Linked DNA regions of Mus musculus: region 2 is linked to region 1. A link is a loop called in an ENCODE intact Hi-C map of the cell type or tissue named here. Cell type or tissue: left cerebral cortex. All regions are shown on one strand. Each heading gives the region's core, and the rest is flanking DNA. Links, peaks and the distances in the headings are about the cores only. Region 1 has its middle 24 kb from the start of 9330175M20Rik. Region 2 has its middle 20 kb from the start of Nabp1.

What was found. A loop is a pair of places that touch in the nucleus more often than their neighbours do. Peaks named below come from ENCODE experiments on the same cell type or tissue, not always from the same donor. Only the 100,000 strongest peaks of a DNase experiment are listed, where the experiment ranks them.
Region 2: a loop joins it to region 1, with 2.3 times the contacts of the local background. A loop is called at or near these places in 2 of 42 quality-filtered maps.

What each region holds. Positions count from the first base shown.
Region 1 is chr1:51,352,028-51,363,152 of GRCm38, forward strand. No RefSeq gene overlaps it. Among named protein-coding and RNA genes, the nearest start is that of 9330175M20Rik, 24 kb to the left of the region's middle. In left cerebral cortex, for the core only: a CTCF peak has its summit at 5,706; no DNase peak of the experiment used is centred there.
Region 2 is chr1:51,452,677-51,463,801 of GRCm38, forward strand. No RefSeq gene overlaps it. Among named protein-coding and RNA genes, the nearest start is that of Nabp1, 20 kb to the right of the region's middle. In left cerebral cortex, for the core only: a CTCF peak has its summit at 6,513 (motif pointing right); DNase peaks (open chromatin) are centred at 5,646 and 6,615.

The DNA of each region.
Region 1 (11,125 bases), core at 3,135-8,134:
GCATGGGCTTTGAGAAAGCACAGAATGAATGGGAGGGGGTCTGTAAGCAAGCTTGCATGTCCTCAAGGCTAAACAGCCTCGAAACAGCACTGCTAGCTGGAGACCAAGTATTCAAACATGCAAGCCTTTGGAGAGCACTTTACGTTCAAACCATAAGACCTTTCTCCAGATCCCCACCCTAACAACTGACTATAATTATTTTAGCTAATATGGATTCTAATCTATTCAGTATTCTATCCCTGGTGTCTAACACAGTGCCTAGCACATCAGAGGAAACCCTGAACAGTATATCCAGAGATCAAATGAAAGGGTGTAGACCCTAAAGCCCACAAGCACTACTTCTGTGGGTTAAGTGGTGTTCTAGCCTACAGCAAACCACTGCTCAGGTCAAACACTGAGTAGAGACCCAAAAGAATCTCAGTATTCAGAAGGCATTTGTATAGTTCAATTCAGGTAGAGTCCTCAAGGGTCTAAGGCAATTATTTCAGAGCAGGGCATGAGCTTTCTCATATTTCAAATCAATTAAGACTTTGTCAATAACACAGCAGTTCAGTTTTAATATTGAAAACACAATTATTTCCTCATTATTGAAATAGAAGGAAAGGATGCTACTTACTTAACAGTAGCACAACTGTAGGAAACATCTCTCCATCAGGTCCTGCTTCCTGACCTGCCTGAGTTCCAGTCCTGACCTCTTTTGGTGATGAACAGCAAGCTGGAAGTGTAAGCTGAATAAGCCCTTTCCTCCCCAACTTGCTTCTTGGTCATGATGTTTGTGCAGGAATAGAAACCCTGACTAAGACAAATTGGTCCCAGTATAGTGGGGTATTCCTGTGACAACCTGACCATGTTTTGGGAAGGACTGTGGCAGGACTTTGGAACTTTGGGCTAAAAGATCTATTCGGTGTTAAGAGCTCTGTGGGTTGTTGTGTAGAAGCTTGGAAGATAATGTTGAGAACAGTCCAGAAGATGAAGGCCTGGCTTGTGAAATTTCAGAGCGAAGATTCAAGACTTTTTTTTTTTCATTTTTAATTTAATCTTCTATTCTTATTTGTTTATTTATATTTTTACACTCCAGATTTTATTCCCTTCTTGGTCCACCCTCTGGATTAAAGACTCTTATCAGGGCCATGTTTTGATTGTGAAGATTCTGTGGTTTTGGTTATGTAGGGCTGAAGAATCAGTTGTGATTAACAAGATACCATCAAACCTTTGTGTTACTGGGGCTATTGATGCTGGTTAGCTGGAGCTAAGAAATTAGCAGTGATTAAGAAGAGATCAGCATCACTGAGGTGAAATCTTCTGGGAAGTGTTTTCTGAGAGCACAGAGGCTGAGCTCCAGAGATAGCCAAGGTTGTACTTTGGGCTGTGGCTGGACTTAGTAATGTGTAAGAGTCACGTAGGTGGTACTGGTTTTGAAGGCATGAAGGAGTCATGAAGAGCAGCTGAGGCTTAGGACTGTGAGAGGCCATGGAAGACCATTGGTGAAGGTGCAGCCTCCTTTGCAGTTGATGGCCCAGGACTGAATGGGTCATGCAAAGGGATTGAGGCTTGACACCATGAAGAGAGCCTCTGAGAGCTATTGGTGTGGAAGACAGCAGTGTTTTGGAGATGCCAGTACCATGAGATGACCACCAAGAACAGCAGCAGCAGTGGAGTACAGGCAGCTGAAGCCTAGAAGAGAAGGTGTGTGCTACAAGGGGTAGGGCTGGAGAAGTGACCCAAGCCCTTAGAAGAATCCAGAAGATCATGAGTAGATCTCAGACATTAGACGGTTGGAGTTTGATTTTGCTTTTGATTGTGACTGTGCCCTGATATTTTTCCCTCTTGAATTAAGAAGGTAATTTAGTGGAGCCCACAGTTAAGAGACTTTGAATTTTTACAAGACTTTAAAATTTAAAAGATATTGGATATTTTAAAAGGGTTGAGCTTTTAATATGTAAAGACTGTGGGAATTTTAAAGTTATTTAGATCTTGGGGATGAATAAAAAAGTATTGAGACTTAATAGTGATGTGTTTGTGTGGCAAGTTGACAAGGGGTCAATTGTACTGGCTGGTTTTGTGTGTCAACTTGACACAGCTGGAGTTATCACAGAGAAAGGAATTTCAGTTGGGGAAGTGCCTCCATGAGATCCAGCTGTGAAGCATTTCCTCAATTGGTGATCAAGAGGGGTGGGCCCATTGTGGGTGGTACCATCTCTGGGCTGATAGTCTTGGGTTCTATAAGAGAGCAAGATGAGCAAGCCAGAAGATGCAAGCCAGTAAGAAACATCCCTCCATGGCCCCTGCATCAGCTTCTGTATCCTGACCTGCTTGAGTTCCAGTCTTAACCTGCTTTGATGACGAACAGCACGTTGGAAGTGTAAGCCTAATAAACCCTTTCATCTCCAACTTGTTTCTTGGTCATAATGTTTCTGACTAAGACAACAACTAAAACGCTTTTGAGGATAGTCTACTGACTGATTGCCATCCTAAGACTAGACAAGTACAAGACTTCTTTTTCTTCTTCTTATAAAGAAACCCTTGTGCATTGTAAGGCTGCCAGCACAAGAATAAAGGAGATGAAGAAGTCTCTTTTTACCTTAAGAAATGCCACCTCAATGAAGCCTTCGTTGATAAAGGCACCTAAGAACAACAAAGGGTGAGGGCACAGTAGAACAAGTTACACTGACACTGAAATCAGAAAGGGGAAGAGGTTACAGGAAAAGGTGACAACAGACATCAAGTTCAAAGGCTTTGGTCTTTGATGCTCTGCTCTTCTCCTCTTACCCATGTTCCCCTTGGGTATACAAAATGATAATCCAATTATTGACTCTATGCAAATGTCTCTTGTGACAGACAGGCTAATGTCACTTCAAAGACATGCACATTCTTGAAGCCCAAGCTAGAACAGATTTTCTCAAATGGTTAAATTGATTTTGCACATGGGCAGAACTCTGGATGGGACCAATATAAATAATCACAGAGATCCTTATAAATGAAAGGACATGGAAGCAACAATTGGGGAAACCTATAAAGATGCTTTACTATTTTAAATCTCGAAGAAGGATCCAGAGACCAAGGAATGCAGGTGGTACCTTGAGGAGAAAAATGGGTCTGTCTTTGGGGATATTTCCAGAGAGAAATAAGGGGGAAGGTACACCCAGAATGTAGGGAGTACTTTTCCATAAGTCAGGAACTTGGATGGGATATAAGAGGAAGGAAGAGAAGCCCAGAGAATATTCTTTTCCCTGCTTCCAGGTATGATGTAAGCACTCCACTCTGCCACACCCTCCTCACCATGATGCAATAAAACCTCTGGGTCTGTGAGCCAAAATAAACACATCTTCCCCTGAACTGACTTTCTTGGGTATTTGGTGACCATCATAAATATTGTAACACAGACTCTCATCTCAATCTACCTGTGGTGCTTTGAAAGAAAATGGCCCCCACAGAGCCATAAGAAGTGGCCCTATTGGTGAGGCTTTGTTGAAGGTTGGTATATAACTAGATGATGGGCTCTGAGGTCTCAGAAGCTCAAGCCAGTTCTCTTCCTGTTGCCTGCAGATCAAGATGTAGAACTCTCAGCTCCTTCTCCAGTACCATGTCTACCTGAACACTGCCATGATTCCCACCATGATAATGGACTAAGTCTCTGAACTGTAAGCCAACCCCAGTTAAATGTTTTCTCTTATCAGAGTTGAAGTGGTCATGGTGTCTCTTCACAGTAATAAAACACTAAGTTACTGCCTGCAGAGTTGGCGATCCTGCCTTTCTGGTTTAAGCCCAAATGTTCATAATTCTTCAATGTTCTCCCTTCTTGCCAGTTGCAATGCTTCTCACCCCACCATGATGAGATCTACCATGATGAAATCCTACCCACACATCCTGTTATTACTCCCTTTGTCATGATCCTAAAAAGAATTCTAATTTTTAAAGAGTTAAATTCTAACAAAAATTTAAGACAGCTTACATAGGTATATGAATAATCAAATAAAGGTGATGGGGGAAGGGAATAGAAGCTGGAACCCTTTGTACCCTTGACTGAATCATTAGGCAAAATAGATTCCAGTAGTAGTGAGTCTTCATCAGATAAGCTGATTCAAGGAGTTTTCAGACCTGAAAAGATCTAGTTTCCATAGTTACAGAAAGTGAGAAATATTGGTAGAGAAATGCAGTGAAATGATCTTTCCAGAAATATTCTAAAAACTCCGTTCCTTACCATGCCTCAAGCTCTCTTATGTCACTCAGCCATGATTGCTAGCAACCCTATTCCCAGGGTATGGCTATGGTACCCACAAGGGTGTACCTTCAGTCTGTAACAGGCAGAATCAGGATACAAGAGCCCTGGGATTCCCTAAGACAAAAGTTCTTGTCAAGTAAGAGTTGGTACTTGGAAGGTCCAGCTGACCCAGTTAAGGCAGCATTTCATCCTGTATAAGTTGTGGAGAGAATAAGATATGTCAGACAAATCTCAGCTCGATAGAGAACCTCTCTAAAAGGCCAAACTCTTAGAAACCAATAAGGAAGAGTGCTTCACTTTTTACTGACAGCTTGTCACTTTCCACGAGAAGCGTCTCTGCCTAGGCAGTCTCAGGACACCAGATCCTGCCTCTGTCCTGATGTGCACTGCAACCTGTGTCTGTCAGTGTTGGCTTTTAGAAAACTCTATATGTGGAGACACCTGTTCTGTTGTGATCTTGATAATATTTTGTGTTGTTTCCCAAAGCTGAGTATCTCCTATGAGTCAGTCTTCCCTGTGGGTCATCAAAATGAACATCCCACTCCCACTATGTCTGGCAATTGTCTGTTGTTGTTATTTTCTGTGTGTTTGTTTGTTTTAGCTAGGACAAAAATTAACTAAGAAAACAATGTAAGTGGATAAGTTGTTTATTTTGTTCATGGTTTCAAAGCTTTCACGGAGGGTTCAAAAACACAGAGTGGTTCATTCTACGGTAACCTGGAAGCAGATGAACAGAACACTGAGCTCTTGGGATTCCTCCCATTTCCAGTCTCTTCTACCAGGCCAGATGGCACCATCCACTCTCGGATTTTGGCTACCCCTTAGTTAAGCTCAGATCTATCTGGAAATGCTTTGATAGACTCACCCAGGGGTATGCTTTTCTAATCCCCAGACACTTTTCAACCCAATGAAACTGACAATCATGATTCACCAACATAGTCATTGATGGTATGCTTCAGTTACTGGGTCCCAGGAGTTACCTTAGCATCCACGGATTCAGTAAATAATGCTAGGCTAACTAAGGGAATAGCCTGGTTGTGACTAGCCCACAAGAGTATATTCTAATTTAGACTCTTTTTTTTTCTTTTTTGCCATACTAGCCAATGTCTGTGTGTATTTGCTGAAGCCAAGCAGTATTTTTTGACCTTTAATTTTAATAATAGACTCAGCCCAGCTTCAGAAATGTAACCACTGAGAATGCATGCAAATGAGTGTTTTAATGGTAAAAAAATACCTTTCTTCTCTCTCTTCTCCCTTTCCTTCATGCTCTCTTATATTGATCTTAATCAAACCATGCTTGTCCCTTTCTAGCCCCAAAGGCAGTTTAAATGAGCACACTCTTCAGCAAGCCGTCAGTACCATTATCTGAAACATCGGTGTTCATAGCACAGTAATCGACTATCCAAGAAATGGTCTGAACAGGACCATTGTGTGCCACTCTCCCTAGTTCTCTCAGGAAAACTCCATCAATAAACTACACATCCAGTAGATGGGGCTGCTGATGCTCTCTAGGGGAGACTGAGTCACATTTGAAAGGGCAGATCCACCCTCATCAGTGGAATTGTTGGGAAAACCTCTGTCCTTGTAGGAAAATTAAACTAAAGAAAACATTTTATTAAGTACCTCTCCCACTCAGGAGAGGTGCTTTCTTGAGAGTGGATGTCTGACTAATCTCAATCTCAATTCTAATTGTCAAGGTTAAAGTCTTGGGGAAAGTCAGGCCAACAGAAACTATCATTTCAAAAACGTAATGTACACTAGAAGATAAAATGTCTGAAACTAGGTGGTAGAGTTTACTAAGAAAAGGAGAGAGAGAGAGAGAGAGAGAGAGAGAGAGAGAGAACATAGAATAAAGTAGAAAAGACCAGTTATTAGATATTGATTTATTTAGCTGTTTGGTTATAGCTATTATACTACCTGTTTGCCAAACATGATTTCACTTGCCACCAGGAACAGAATAACTTGGAGAAAATAGCTGCAACAATATGTCATTCACTGTCCTTAACAACCTGGTGACTGCATGGAGGCTTCCGTAAACTCTGGCTCGCTTACCCGCCCCACCTGATGGTTTTAGAGTATATAATGAGAGTACAAACTAGGCCCAGCATTTAAGCCTTTCAGGAGCTGTCCTGGCTTTGATCCACGGGCAGCATCTCCTCTCTCCCACTCACATTGGCATCGGAACGCTTATTGGAGAAAGGTTCCCTCAACAAAATGGAAGACATGTGACAATCAGGCTGAAGCAGGTAGAACAGAGAAATCCCTCAGGAGTCACATGGCAGTCTTCAGTGGGATGATAGCCACAGTGCACAGTCACAGCCAAAATCCCTAAGAAACTGCTTAGAAAAGTGGTCCCCTCGGCCGTGTGCCCTGGAAGTGCTGATTTCTCAAGATCGGCTTCTGTAAATGGGTCAGAAAGGATATAAAATGCGGAGGTTTAACTCACTCATAAAATATCCATTTAAATTCTGAACTGCTTCCTTGGAGAATCGCTTTAGTTTTCAGTGAATTTCTCGCTTTAAACTGGAAACTGTCATTGTTTAATTACATTGCTTCTGATTATGCCCTTAAATGTCATGTGGCATCACACATTGTTACTTTTTTTTTTAAAGACATTTAAAATTCAGTTTATTCTATGAATTTAGGGAAATACTCACAGGACCGTTTCTGACAGCTGCTTTAATTTTAAAACTTATTCAGGCCTACTGGTACAGGTTTATAATCCCAGCTACCTGTGAGTCCAAGGCAAGAGGATCAAGAGTAGAAAGCCTGGCTGTGCGGTAGAAGACTGCAAGGCCAACATGAGCAATTTTGTGAAATGTCTCATAACAAGCAAGGACTAAGCTGCTGCTTTTTGGTAGAGCAAGCAGTTGCCTAGGATATCTGAGGTCCTCAGTTTAATTCTCAGAACCAAAAAAACATAATAATAATAATAATAATAATAATAATAATAATAATAATAATAATTTTAAAAATAAGATGAGAAAATATTTATTCTAATCAGAATGTGTCCTGATCAGTATTGATACATAAAAGGTAGACCTTGGAGAGCTGCTCTTGTGTCCTGTCCAACTTTATATTATCAGTAACTAATTTTCTTACCCATAATTCCACCTGTCTTGAGAAAAATATCCTCCACACACACACCCAAAAAGGATGGTCTATGTCCATCAGGAGGAGCTGACTCTGTAGCCCAGAGGACTACCATCAGGAAGGGTAAACATGCCCCCACATACATACAAACCATAGATAAAAAATTTCACAGTGACGCAGATTCCTTTCAAGATTAAGCCTTTCTCCCAGAGAACAGTAGGTGCTTGCAAGAGCCCAGGTACAGGAGTATTTTTGATAGGCCACAGTAATGTTTTCCAAACCTATCTCCAAAGAGCAATAGACCCCCTGCAATATTATAGATTTTCTTTAAAATTTCACTTCAGTAAACATAAGAGCTTAAGAAATTCTCACTTTATTATGGAACTTTGCTATGGTACTGTGAGTTGGAACTTTCCATTAGTGAACTGTATCATATATATTCTCCCGACTAATTTGACCACAGAACTTATTCAGAGTGTCTGTGCACATCTCGTGGGGGCTCTCGTGCCTCAAGGAGCACAGATTGGAAAGGACTGCATTTGTTTAATATGACAGAGCCCATGGAGCCGTAGTTGCAAACGAGTGCCCAGAGAGCATCACTCTAAGCAGTCTTGTTGTCTGTGCTTTTGCCATTGAATGCCCAGCAAGGCTATCAAATGTTTCCTACGCCAACTCTCAGACTTGTAGCCGTCATCAGAAGCGGCAGGTTCAAGCCAAGTGACAAACAGTTGTACTCGCCAACATCATTCGGGAGCATTCGCAAGCTCCTTTCCTGGCCTGCTTCTCAGATTCTATGCAATTGTATATTCTCAGTGCCAGGACTATCTGGCTGTACATTTAATTTCCAGTTTTGTTTTGGAGCCCTGTCATTTCATCAATCAGAGCAATTCCATCTGCTAAAATGCTGACGAATCCAGCTGCTTTGTCACTTCCAATCAATTCACTAATGTTTCCACGTTCTGTTTCAATTAGCAGCCTATTCTTTGCTCTGTTTGATGACTTGATGCTACCTACTGTCTGCAGATTAAAAAATCAAATTACACATTGCTTTGTCCTTGACATTAAAAAAAATCCTTTCTTCTTTACCAAATTATTTCTATTTAGTGAGTTTACCCCTCTGAAGTTAAATTATGCTCTACCACACTGGGAAGTAAGAGATTCAATTGTTACACAAAGAATGGATCCATAGTGGGCTCTCCCCTTGACATTCACTTGGTCCTGGTGCTCTTACTCCAAAGTCAATCTTCTCTCATCTAAGGCTTCTATTGTTGCATTTTTTTCAGCACCTTCCACCAAACACCTCCTGAAAGCGTTATTTATTTAACCATAATCCCTTACTCACTTTATTTAACTTACCAATGACAATACCTATATTTTCTAGTGTCTGCAGCTCTTGACTTTGAGATGTAAGGAATGAGTTAGACACAGCCGTTCTTGGTGTTGATTATGTTATCGCTCAACCCACCCCCCCCCACACACACACACCTACTGATTATGAAGTAGCCATTTGAATGGTGTTTTCAAGCACACCCAGCGCCTCTTATTTTCTCTTCCTCTGAAAAGCAATCTATGTTTACCTATTTTCATTATACGAAATTGTATAGGTTTTTTTCCTTACAAAATGCAGAAATAGCATAGAAATCTGACTGTCCTTTCCCATGTTCTGTGTCACAACTGACAGCATGACACTTTCATAGCCTAAAGCAATACAGCAGCAGTACTGTGGGTCATATTTTTAACTTTAATAACAATTTGGAATTGCCTGCAGCCTGCCTTATTTCTGGTCTTGCTGATTTCTCAGGGACCTGTGATAACACAGCTCCCAGTTGCCCGTCTAATCTGCCTTCTGCCTTCTTTTGTATTTTCTTTTGATGTCGTTTTTCACGGTTATCGGGTCTTGCAGTAAAATAACCTGAATCTATAGCTCTACCTTCTTCGGGGCATTCTGAGGAACTAGAATTTGCTTCCTGCCTGCACGATCTCGCAAGTGTTTACTTTTTCCTGTGGCTGGCCTTGAAATCTTCGTCAGCTTTAATCTTTCTTAGACATTTGAAAAGAAAAAAGAAAAAAAAAAAAAAAAGACATGGCTTGTCAGTGGAAGTTCCACTTTCCTTCAGTATAACAAGATCCCATTTGGGTTGTGCTTAAAAGACGGGGTCGTCATTCGATGCTTAGAGATTCATTAAGTGTTTACAATGGATGCACATGTGCCTCGTGGTTCAGAGAGTGTTTAGTGAGCACCAGCTCTATCCATTACTTTTCTCTAGCTGGATCTGAAAAGCTCAACTTAAGAAAGAAAGGGCTTATCTTGACTCCTAATTTGAGGGTGCAGTTCACCACATCAGAGAAGACATGACAGCAAAAGCAGCCTCGGCACCAGGAAAATGAAGCAGCTGCTCACATCGTGCCCACGGTCAGAGCAGATCAATAAGACTGCTACCTGGTTCCCTCTTTTTCTTTTTCTTTCCCTGTATTCAATCCAGGCATCAACCCATGGGATGGTGCTCCCCACATTTAGGGTATGTCTTCCCTCTTCAGTTAAACCGCTCTGAAACTGCATTCCCTTACAGACACACTTAGAGATTTGTCTCCAAGGGGATCCATATCCAGTCAAGTTGCCAAGGTATCAACTATGAGGCAAGTACTGTCTCTCTCAACCCGTACAGCTGAGTACAGAGTTCACAACTTCATAGTGTTTCCTCATTCGTATTCTCTGACTGTTAGAAAACATGTCTCCTTGTGGAGAACTTTATAACTCCTCCAATTGTAGTTCTTTGCCTGAAATATCCTGGAATAAGTACAACATTCCTCTTATACCAGAGAACCTTGGACATCGCACACATTCTCCAGCCTTCCCCAATTTAAGCCATCTGCAAACTTGATGGAAAGATCTTCCTCACTTAGTCTCCAGTGCATTACTGCAGCTTGAGTACATCACAGAGTATATTATTTCAGCCTGTTAAGATCCGACCTACAAACAGAGATGCTCAGTGTACACCTCTTTTCCTTACCCCTTATACCCTCGTTATCTGTCTTGTATCCCAAGATGAAGAGAAAACGTCATAATTTGGGGGATATAGTTCTGTGATACTAAGTTACTATCTCAGTCATGTAGAGGATTGCAAGGTGGTTTGAGAGAAGTAGTCACACAATGTGACTGCTTTGGTGGCAAACAACAGAAAACCAAACGTGAGATCTAGACTGTAAAGACAAAATCATTTCCCACACCATGGTGTGAGGTAGCTTAGACAATGCCAAAATATCACTGCAGAGATGATCTTAATGCCCTTGCGTTATTTCAAGATGACAACAGGAGCATCCAGCTCTTCCAGACAAGGCATCCTTCAAAATAGGAAGAAGGAACCTGAGCAGAAGAGGAGAAAACCCTTTGTTGTTCCTTATCAGAAAGGCTTCTCATAAAGCTTACTGACCAAATGAATTCTACACCCAAATTCTACCCTCATAGTTCTCTGAGTGAGGTTCCCAACTCCTGCCTCTCCTGAGGATTTATTAGAAATTTGAACCCCCAGACTCTATCAGAAGAAACTCTGGAGTCAGAGTCCAGGATTCTGAATTTTAACATGAACTCCAGATAGTTCTGGCCCCTGATAAATGCGGAGAGTTTCTATCCTATTCGCACCAAAGCAGAATCCTTTGGCAACACTCAGAGGAGTGGTTCTGTACCTGTTCAGACCGGGTCATGCTTTGGTCTGCAGTACTGTGGGGCTGATGATGGTCTAAAGGAGGAACAAGCACGTGGTAGTGAAGAGTGAAAAGTACAGAAAATGAAGACAGAGATATGGAGTGGGA
Region 2 (11,125 bases), core at 4,044-9,043, 100 kb after region 1:
AGCAAAATTAAACTCATTATCTTCCTACAGCTTCTCAAGCCAGCAAATCAGTTCCCTAAGTTATTTTATCTTTTGTTGCTATTTAATTTTTTCTCTCCTGTCTTGTGGGACAGTCTAGCCCTTCCTTCCTCCTCCTTCTTAGGTTCTCTCTGTGTCCATTTTCTTCCCATTTCTACCGCTCACACCTCTTTATCTCAAACTGAAATCTTGCAGCCGTTCAGTTGTTTACCTCTCTAGTTGGCAGTGTCAACCTGGGCGAGTGGGGCCTAAAAGTGAGGTGAACTAAAGTCTCATGCAATCGCCAACTTTATTGAGAGCCTCAGAAAATTTATACTTTCGGGGTTAAGAAGACTCAGACAAACAAGGAGTTCAATCACAAAGAGAAGCGGCACATGGAAAAACCATGTTTTCTTCATAGAAGCATGCGAGTGACAACTGCTGAAATGAACTCCTATATGCCACCTCTGGGTGGGACATGAAAGTCCACTACAAGAACAATTTCATGTTTTTGAAGAAACTGAAGTCACAAGACTCTTGTCTTGTTTTCTTGGAGTTTTCTTACAAGCACTCAGAATCCTCACACAGCTCCATTCTTGGACTGTGTTCCAATATCCTATGACAGATTTCCTTTTCTTTTGTCTCCCCTTCTCCTCTTTTCTGTATAGTCACTCTTGCAGTTTTCTAGAAATGTTTTCATTTAAAACATTCAAAGTCTCCTTTTATAACACACATAGTTAAGTACTTTGGAATGGAACACAAAGCTTCCCAGTGCTAATATTTGTGCTAAATTTTATCTGTACTTTTAATAACATTTCAACATGGATCCTATCTTAGTCTTCATGTGAGACTAAAAACTAATTTTAAAATTAAATAAAACATTGTTTATGTTTTATAATGTCTTCCCATGGGAAGAACTCTTAGAAATTGATAGCAATAGGTACAAATGTAGACTCTCACTGTAACAACACTTCTGCTTTTTAACCTGAATGTCTTCACTGACATCCAAGCCTGTATGTATCTTCACTGGCATCTACTCATACAGCAGTAGTTGCTTACAGATGACCATGGCTTTAGATATGGTTTTGAAGGAAATTGAAAAATATGGGTCCTAATCCAATGACAACACCAGATAGGCATAATATAGTTCATATTTATAGGGACTCATATTGGGAATATATGTCTCTGGTTGTATTTCTTGATAGAAATTCTGCTTATTCCTTGTGCAGGGCTCTGACCCTAACAGGTCGTATATGACCAGGTAGATTTGACTACGTTGCATTAAGGACCCAGCATGAGCTTATTTGGGCAATCAAGGGAATCTACTGACTTATGTAACTCAAAACCTAGCTGATTTCTAGTGAATAAACATTGTCAGCAAATGGGCCTTCACAGTTTAGCTCTGCATTTGTCTGTACTTCATTCCTAGCAGATTCTTTCTACACTGAAGCAAGATGATCACCAGCAACCTCAGATGTAGCAAACCCAGGAAAAGGACCTTATGAACCAAGGATGGATTATCATTGGTCCAGTTCAATGACCAATCACTATGGATGAGGCGAAAGTATGATATTTGATTGCCCAGCCTTGTCTCATGTATTCCTTCTCCCTTTTGAAGCCAGACTCTGATGCCTCCATGACACCATATTCTTATGGATCTGTCTAAGAGAACCTACTACAGCTGAGAAAAGAAAGATAGACAGTACAGGATGCTATTTATGAACATTTGTCCACCGAACTCAAGTGTGAAATAAAGTATCAATAAATTATGTCAACCTGCATATGTCTCTTCGTTATTGGTAAATACATACTAAGTTCTTAGCTTAGAAAATGATAAAAGATTAATGACTTTTTTGTAAGGCTGTGAAGCTAAAGTTTGTTCGAAGCAACTGCTCGCTCTACAAAAGCATGCACAGTCAAGGTTAATCTAACACAGGAAGTCCCTGTACACTGCTTCAAATCCATCAGAGTCAGTTTATCGTTTAGGAAAAATTGAATATTTAATCTTTACAACCACTCAAAATAAATCTTTATATGTGTTAGCTGTCTATTGTCAGGCTGAAGGGAGCTTTAGCTTAAATTATTTAACCTCAGTGATGCTCAACACTGGACTACTAGAGAGTGGGAGAGTTGCTGGCCTGGGCCAAGAGAGCTGGAGCATTTCAGTCAATGCTACTTCTAGTAGGAATCAGTCCCTGGCTCACAGCAAATGTGGAGGGAGCACAGAGACCCTAGAGCTAATAAGGAACCTTAGTCACCACAGCTAGGAAAGTTCCCACCATGATATAGACCTTCTGACACAATCCCTGAAGAAGGAGTCTCCAAACATGACCCCTGCCAATCCATCCACTCTTCACTGTATTTGCATGATGTGGATAAATGTCCCAAGGTCAAGCCCTTCCTGAACCTCTGATTTTATTAGGCTTCTCCTGCTTTTCCTTTCTCTATCCTCTTGTACCTAGAGAGTTCAATTAGTTCCTAAGCATGCCCTTTTCTATTATGCCCCCACTCCTCATTATCTTCAGGAGTGTATCCTCAGCAAATACAGCCCTAAAACACCGAGAAGCTGGGAGGAGCAGCCCATTTGCACAGGAGTAGTGATTAAGTCCCCTGCACTTTAATTTGCATAATCCCTTTTCCTTCCTGCTTCATAACGGTCTTTGATATTTTTTTTTCTCCAAATGGCATGGGTTGGGAGAAAGAATTAAGCAAGCATCAAAGTTCTGGTTCCTGTGTTCTCAGCTATTACATTAATCTTTAAGATTTTCTCTCCCATTTATTAAAAATCAGTGACTCATCCAACTTTACACACAAATCCATATCAAAGTTAATTAGAATTTCCGTAGTCTGTTTGTCTTTTCCTTTATTAATTCCTGGAAGCATGAAGCAAGACTGTGAGTATGCTTATGGAAGAAAGAAATAGAGAAGTCAGCAGACACAGCTGTCAGTCAACAACCAGCAGCATTTAGAACTGGACCCAAGTCCCTTAGACTGAAGAAGAAGGAGCCCTCTAAGCAGCCCAGAGGGTCAGGTTTGCCATGTCTGAAATTGAAGTTAGTTAGTCTTGGCCCCAATCTCAAGGACAGGGGCTTGACAAGGAGTAGAGGTTAGAAGAAGCAAACAATGGAGAATATACCCCTGTGTGCTTTTCTCCTTATCCATGATCAAGAAAAACAACCAGTTCTTTCTGTCAATTGACTTCCTCCTTCCTTTTGGGGTTTGGGGGCGTCTGTGTGTGCACTTATGTGCACATGAGTGTCTGGTTTGTGTGTGTGTGTGTGTACGCGCGCACACACATACACACACACACACACACACACATACATACACACGTGCGCTTACAGCACACATGTGCTCAACCAAGTACCTTTGCAAAACTTCTTTTTTTTTAAATTTTTTTTATTAGATATTTTCCTCGTTTACATTTTCAATGCTATCCCAAAGGTCCCCCATACCCACCTCCCCAATCCCCTACCCACCCACTCCCCCTTTTTGGCCCTGGGGTTCCCCTGTACTGGGGCATCTAAAGTTGGCAAGTCCAATGGGCCTCTCTTTGCAGTGATGGCCGACTAGGCCATCTTTTGATGCATATGCAGCTAGAGACAAGAGCTCCGGGGTACTGGTTAGTTCATATTGTTGTTCCACCTATAGGGTTGCAGTTCCCTTTAGCTCCTTGGGTAATATCTCTAGCTCCTGCATTGGGGGCTGTGTGATCCATCCAATAGCTGACTGTGAGCATCCACTTCTGTGTTTGCTAGGCCCCGGCATAGTCTCACAAGAGAGAGCTATATCTGGGTCCTTTCAGCAAAATTTTGCTAGTGTGTGCAATGGTGTCAGCGTTTGGAAGCTGATTATGGGATGGATCCCTGCATATGGCAATCACTAGATGGTCCATCTTTTTGTCACAGCTCCAAATTTTGTCTCTGTAGCTCCTTAAAAAAAGGTGTAGGAAGCAAAGTGGATCTAGAATGGAAGGAAGGAAGTCATCAGGACAGAACAAGCCAGGTTAAGCAAAGCACACTGGATAGTCAGGGCTGGGTCCTGCGCTTGCAGCAAAGAACTGAGAGCCACTGCTCCAGCACCGGGGTTTATTGCATATTGATTTTGCTTTAGGAGGTGTGTGTGGAAATCACATAAAACAAACTGAAAAGTAATTTTCTTCCCAAACTGCTCTTGAAACATGTCGGAGACTCTTTCAGTGTGTTTTCTTATTTAAAAACATCACTTGGACTCACCATGCTGGAGTCTAAAGGAAACACAAAAGAAAGGGTAAGAAACACAAGCTTAAGTCATGCACAGACAAAACAAGTCAGTGTTCATTCATTTTACATTCATACGAAAATAAAGTTGTGTAAACACATACTGTGTGGAAGGCAGCCATTTGGAGCTCAGGGAGTCGGGGAAACTCAAAAGGTAATATATAAGGTTTATCTTGGACTAGAGGATGTGGGCATGCCGGATCTCTGCAAAGCATTCTTCCAACCCAAATTTTGTGAGCACCCTCTAATTCAGGAGTCCCAGATTCTCCTCTATGTGTGTGGCTCCATCCCTCACTCACTGCCCCCACCTCCAGCTCAGCAATGGCTCTGCTGCTAGCATGGAACCAGCAATGAGCATCCTGGTTGGTAGTGTGCAGGTCTTCAGACCAGTCTTGGGGAGCAGGTAGAATAGAACCTTCTTCCTCTGCTTTGGCCCATCAGTTTCCAGCCCCTTGCCAGATGACTCAGAGCAACTCTAATACGTTGCACTGCTCAGTTCATTTCTGCAGCTGGTTCCTTTCTCAGAGTCCAAGCAGCCTGCAATGTGCGGAGGAATGCTGGGCTGTCGGGTGTTTATAAATCCAGGTCACTTCCAGTTTGCCCTCCCTACTTCCTGTAGGTAAACAAAACTGTGATGTCATAGTTTCCTGCCATCATGGTTTTCTGCTGCTGTGTACCCCCCCCATCATTATAAACTCTCCCCATAAAATCATAAGGTATATAAACTGTCTTCCAGAAGTTGTACTTGGTCATGGGATTTTATTACAGCAACATTTACATTTCATGATTTGCATAGCTGAGCCTATGCTTGTAAAGACCCTGTCACATTTCCATCCTTGCCACTTATGCCTTTTGAGATACTCAGCATCCTTCCTCCCGCATCCATTGATCCCTGCTTCCCCAGCCACTACAATTAACTTCACCATCCCTTTTCCAGCCTCTCCTTGGCTGATCTTATGGAACTACTTTAGTTTTGTAGTGCAATAATAATTTGCTGGATTCCAGTGAGCTATTTTTTTAATTCAATATTTGCATTGTATGGGGTTCTCTAAAGGAAACGAACCAATAGAATACATACACGTTATGAACAAAGATTCACTACATTGGCTCACAAGATATATACCAGGTAATCAAAAAATGTCCATCTTTAGAGCGGAGAGGCTGAGAAGCAGATATCACCTCAGTCCACACATCTGTTTTCTTTCGATATCCCAATCTGGTCTGCAGAAGATTCCTGGAGTCTTGTTGGAATCTGAAGAAGCTGGAGTCTGGTGTCAGTGAAGGATGACAACAGCAGCAGTGACGCACACTGGGTTATTCACCCCTCTCTTAGCTTGTAGACTCAGGAGCATCGGGAGTGTAAAGTTGTCAGCTTCCTGGCACCTCAGCTCCCTGCCAGCAGAGCGTAGGCTCGTTGTCAGAAAATACATTAGCATAGCTAGTAACTGCAAACACGTAACTAGTACTTAGAATAGTCTAGGTATACCTAAACCCACTAAGGAAACTATGTTGTCAGTCCCTTTCAATGTAAGGATTAAGCTTGTGTGGCCTCCTGATGTCAGCCTAAGGCTTTCCAAGAAAGACTTTTCTTTCTGTCCCACAATCAGCCAGGATGCTATCTCCACCTTCCCAGCAGTGGATCCATGTGAGGTTGTTCTAGTTCTCCCCACATTCTAAGCAACCCTAGATTGTTAGATAAAGCTTCGGTGTCCTCCAGAAACATGCCAATTCACATTTTAAGGTGTTATACTTAAAATGAAGAGGAAGGGGAGAATATATTTGAGCCCTTTCTACAGTCCCTCTTTAGTATTTATCATTGCTTGTGTGAATGCTTCTTTCTCTACCTTCATGATTGGTTTGAACCACAGACGTCTTGTTGTTGCATATATAAGTATTTCAATAGAGATGCTAGTTGTTGGTATTAGGACCTCCGAAACCCCTGACATCACATAGGCGAGACTCGAACACCTGTTACCAAGGCAACAACCACCATATTCCCAGAATCCACTTGGCTCACCTCCCACCTTTACGTCATCACCCATATATGAAGAAAGCCCCCCCCCCCCATCTACCCTCCCCCTCTTCCCGCAGCCACCTTGCCCTCTCTCGCCCAATAAACCTCCCGTGGAACTATTTGGTCTGGTGTGGTCCTTCTGAAGCCAAGTCGAAGTCAAGACCGCAACACTAGTTACAAGTTTACTTCTTTTATTACTTTTTCCCCAGGTGGTAAGATGTAAAGCTTCACCAGTAGAGGGCAGCAGAGAGACTGTTGGAGGGAGGGACACTAGTTCTTTGACTGGAAAGGAACTCAGGAGACACAAGATAGTGCTCACCTCCTGGGGAGTGTTGCCAACACTCCAAAGGTTGGTCCCTCAGGTCTAGCTCAGCCAGTTTCCCAGTGTGTTTTACACAGACCCAGTTGGTGCCTTCCAGGCTGCCAGAACCCACCTGCTGAGCCCCAAGCCTGAACCACCTCAATGAACTTCTCTGCCCATCAGCAGACCACAGCACACTCCCCCAGGAGATCTGGACTCAACTCCGGGACTAAGAAAGGGCAGCTGTTGGCTGGGGAGGTGGCGCAGAGGTTAGGAGCGCTTGCTGCCCTTCCAGAGCACACACACTCTGTTCCCAGCACCGGCTGCCCGTGATTCCAGCTCCAAGAATCTGCATGCTGCATTCACACACACGTGACTAGAAATACCCATACACATGAGTCAAAATAAAATTTCTGTGTTTGGAAAGAGTGAGGACCTTCAAAAGATAGAGGACTCCTCTGGACTAATTCCTTCCTCAGCTGTTCCACTTCCATCTTAGAGGAAGACCCACCCTTCTACCTCCTACTCTGCTAGTCTCTGCTTGCCCGGTGTTCATTAATGCCTTATTGCTAACTAGTAAAGCTTGACTTTGAATTTCCCTGTTAAAAGCACGGTGATAGCCATCACTACTAGCACCTTACCAATACAGACAGGAGGCCCAAAGGTTCTCTTACTTTCTCATCTTTCTTAGCACATCAGTGAATCTCAGACCTCCATCCCCCACCCCAGTGGCTGCTGCAGAGATTGAAATATACTTACAAACAACCCAAACTTCAAAATGACACTGTGATCTTTCAGTACCTTCATTTTAATACCCCCACCATGCATAGTTATACTGCTTAAAAGGGAACTGCTATTTGGGGTATGTGTTCTCCCCACTTTTCCCAGAGTTTTTCAGTTCTCAATGTTTCTATGGAGATATCCTCAGGCATAGACTTTTTATTCAGTAACAACAAGTCTACTAAAAGGTCTACCTAGTCAAGGGATGGAGGTAAATATTATCAAAACACATTGTAAGAAATTCTCTAAGAATTAATAAAAGGGACTGGGAGATCCCAGTGAATGAGCTCCTTGTTTTTTATCTAAGATTTCTTTAGGCTGAACCTCCAGCTTTCCATCGATTCCTGAGCAGGCTTTCTCCAGCTGGGCATTAATTCCCATTGAGTTGTCTGTTCCTGAGTTTCCACTCTGGTATGATTTTCTGTGCCTCTCACACCAACTTCAGGGACATTGACTTGCCTTCTGACCTTACTGCTCCTACTGTTTTAGGAAGAATTGCCTTTTCAGTTTATTCGACTTTGTATTCATTGTTCTGATGCAGTGGCAACTCGTACACTTCTCAACGCTATGTAAATAGTTATTATATTTTATTGTCTAGGGAATAATACAAGAAAAAGTCTGTCCATGATCAATTCAGACACACACTCCTCATGGTGCGATGACTTCACAGTTGCAGAACCCACAGATTGAAAGCTGTGCCTATGGAAGGCCAGCCCTACTATGTGCTGAATTGCCAATTTGGTCCACTTAGAAAGTTCCACGTCAACCTTTCCAAAGTTTGGAAGACATTGGTAATCATTTCTTAGATTAGTTCATTAAAGACCACAAAAGAGTGAAGTTTTAATATTCTTATTCCTAATCAAGTAGAATTGGTGGTGAAGAAGAAAGTATCTATATTGACAGCTCCGTCTCACAAGAGGAAATATAAATGCACTCTGTTGTTTTCAGAACAATGAGTGTCTTAGCATTCTGCAAAATATGTCTATGATTTTTTAATTCATGGATTTTTTCACATAAATTTCGATGTATTGCAATTATCTTAATTTATATTTTCCATTTTTGTCAAGGAATAAGCTCTCTGAATTGACCCGTAAGTCCTTTTGAAATGAGCTACTAGTCTTTAAAAGATTCCTTTCTTTTAAGTCCAAAAAGATGTTTCCAGCTCCAAGGAATCCTTGTTTCTTAAGAGGAAATGTCATTTAGAAACTATAATCCTGGTTCTAGGTGCTCATTACTACACAGACAAGGACTAGAAAATTGGTCTTTTCAAAAAAAATGCATCATAATACTTCCCAAGAAAATTGTACACCTGATTACAACTTATAGACTACTTAGCATCTTTATGAATGTTTTGATTCCTGATATTAACAAAAACTGTATTTTAACTTATCTGAAATATATAATAGTTTCTGAATACTTACTAATATGAATGTCGCTTCTTTTTACCTTGATGCATCCCTACTAAGAATGATTAGACAAATGGTTATTTTTACAATACTTTAAATGATTTCTATTTTTAAGAGGCTAACATAGATAGCTTCGTTTTACTTTTACTGTGATTCTATAACTAGTTTTTGTCTTCATTTAGAATGTGTGGAAACTGCACGCCTTTAATCTCAGCACTTGGGAGGCAGAGGCAGGCGGATTTCTGAGTTCCAGGCCAGCCTGATCTACAAAGTGAGTTCCAGGACAGCCAGGGCTATACAGAGAAACCCTGTCTCGAAACCCTCCCATCCCAACCCCCCCCCCCCAAAAAAAAGAATGTGTGAAAACAAAACATTAACATAGTTCCAGTTCCAACACTTTGTAGAATGCAGTCTAGCATTACCTTTCCCTCTACTAAATCATTCCTGGGTGCTGGCCAGCTGTTAAGAGAAAGCACTGTCAGCTCTTTCATTTTGTGGTGCTGGAATTGAACCCAGGGCCTCATTAATGCTCAGCAATCACTCAGCCAGTTCTAATTTTTCAAATAAAATTAAAAATGAATACATAGCAGTATTCTTTTTTAAAAAGGGGGGGGGGGCAGCATACTATACACTGTTCTGTACTGGTTTTGTTTTGGGTTTTGTTTTCACATCCTGAAAATTACTCCATGGAAACTACTCACATGCAGTGGCAAGTCTGCTAAATAGATACTCTGTGCTCTATGAACCATTCCTCAAGAATATTTCCAGTCTACAAATAATATAGGTGAACACGTCTTGTCATGTTTTTGCCGTTGTATCTTATTTTCTGTTAGCCTTCACTATGCATAGCATACTACTTCTCCAGATCAGCTCTTCTGGATGAATCAGCCACATCCTTCCCTTGTTTTCACCCTTGGGACTCCAAATGGTTGGCAACTCAACTCCATCTGGATAAACCATACATTCATCATTTCTACTAGTTAGCAGGCTGTCACTGAGGTTTCTCAAATGGTCTCTCATAACCCACATTGGAAAGCATGGTGCTCTAAGAATAAAGGAAGCACAATATGAAAGTACTTTTCAGTCTTTGGTGGTTGTCAAGTTTATCCTTTTGGTCAAAGCAGGTCACTTCAGCAAGCAGAAGTCAATGCAGAAGATGCACTGTCAAGAGGGTGTAGTGGGAATTTTGGTTTCTTTAAAAAGCCAATTATGAGAATATGTTTTTCTTTTAATCCCAGGTATGGAATAAGAGGCTGCTTCACAGCAGGTAATTATTTGTCTCATGCCCTAGCAGGGGCATGATTTTTGCTGTATATACTTCAGTTTGGGGGACTCTGGAAAGGGTATAAATAGAAGAGTCCTGAGAGGGGCTGTAGCAGCTGCTGGCCTCCCTGCTGCTCCTAGTCGCAGGTTGTTGTGGTTTGACAAAAGTTGGAGATATCCTTAGGACAAAGACTGGACTTGCCCCTAGGAACCTGACACCCCTGATCAACCGGAAGTAGTTTAAGAAGATTTATGCCCCTTTTCCTTTTTATTATTTATTTACTCACCTGACAACAAGAGGATTTATTGTACACGAGTTACATTTGGCCACAAGAGAGAACAGAACTAGTGCAGGATGTCAAAAGTCAAGGGCAGAGGGCCAGCAGGACTGTTTTGGTTGTAAGAAAGGCAGTCAATTTCCCAGGTGATCTTGGTGAGGTGACATTCCAGGTCTACTGAGAATTATTACCAAGAGCAGCATGCAGTCCAACAGCTTGTTCCGGTGTCCCAGCCTTCAGCATCCCTTACTTCTGCTCCTGCAGGCTTCGTGGGTGCACAAGCTGGTTTATTTGGACCTCTGCCTCATCTTTCTTCTCTTGCGCTTCAGCCTGTGCATTCTCTTCTTCCGCCACTTCGCTCTCATGATGCAGGAGTTTCAAGGAAGATGGCACTGAGAGCCCTTTTTCCCTTACTACCTCCTTTTTCTCCTACCTACTGCTGAAGGGTTGGAAGGGTAGTAGGGAGGTGGGTATAAAAACCCCAGTAAAAGTCAAAACAAAACACTCCAAGAGGGAAAGATTTAAGAGCCCTGCCCAAAGGCAAATTCAAGCGTAAACTATGAGTGAAAGAACCTGCTCCCTCAATCACCAAGAAAGCATGTCAAACTTTCATAGATGTCTCTAAATGTGAATAGTAGTTCAGTATTTTAAAACTCAATTGCATGTGAAGTTGAAAACACTGTATATGCCTCCTATATGCTTTGTACATGTTAGGAACACGCAGTTTTTCAGTATGAAATAAAATACACTTTCTGGTTTTTCATTTGGTTTTAATTTGTATTATATAAATGTAGTCAAATGTATCAGTCTTTGTATAATGCTTAGAG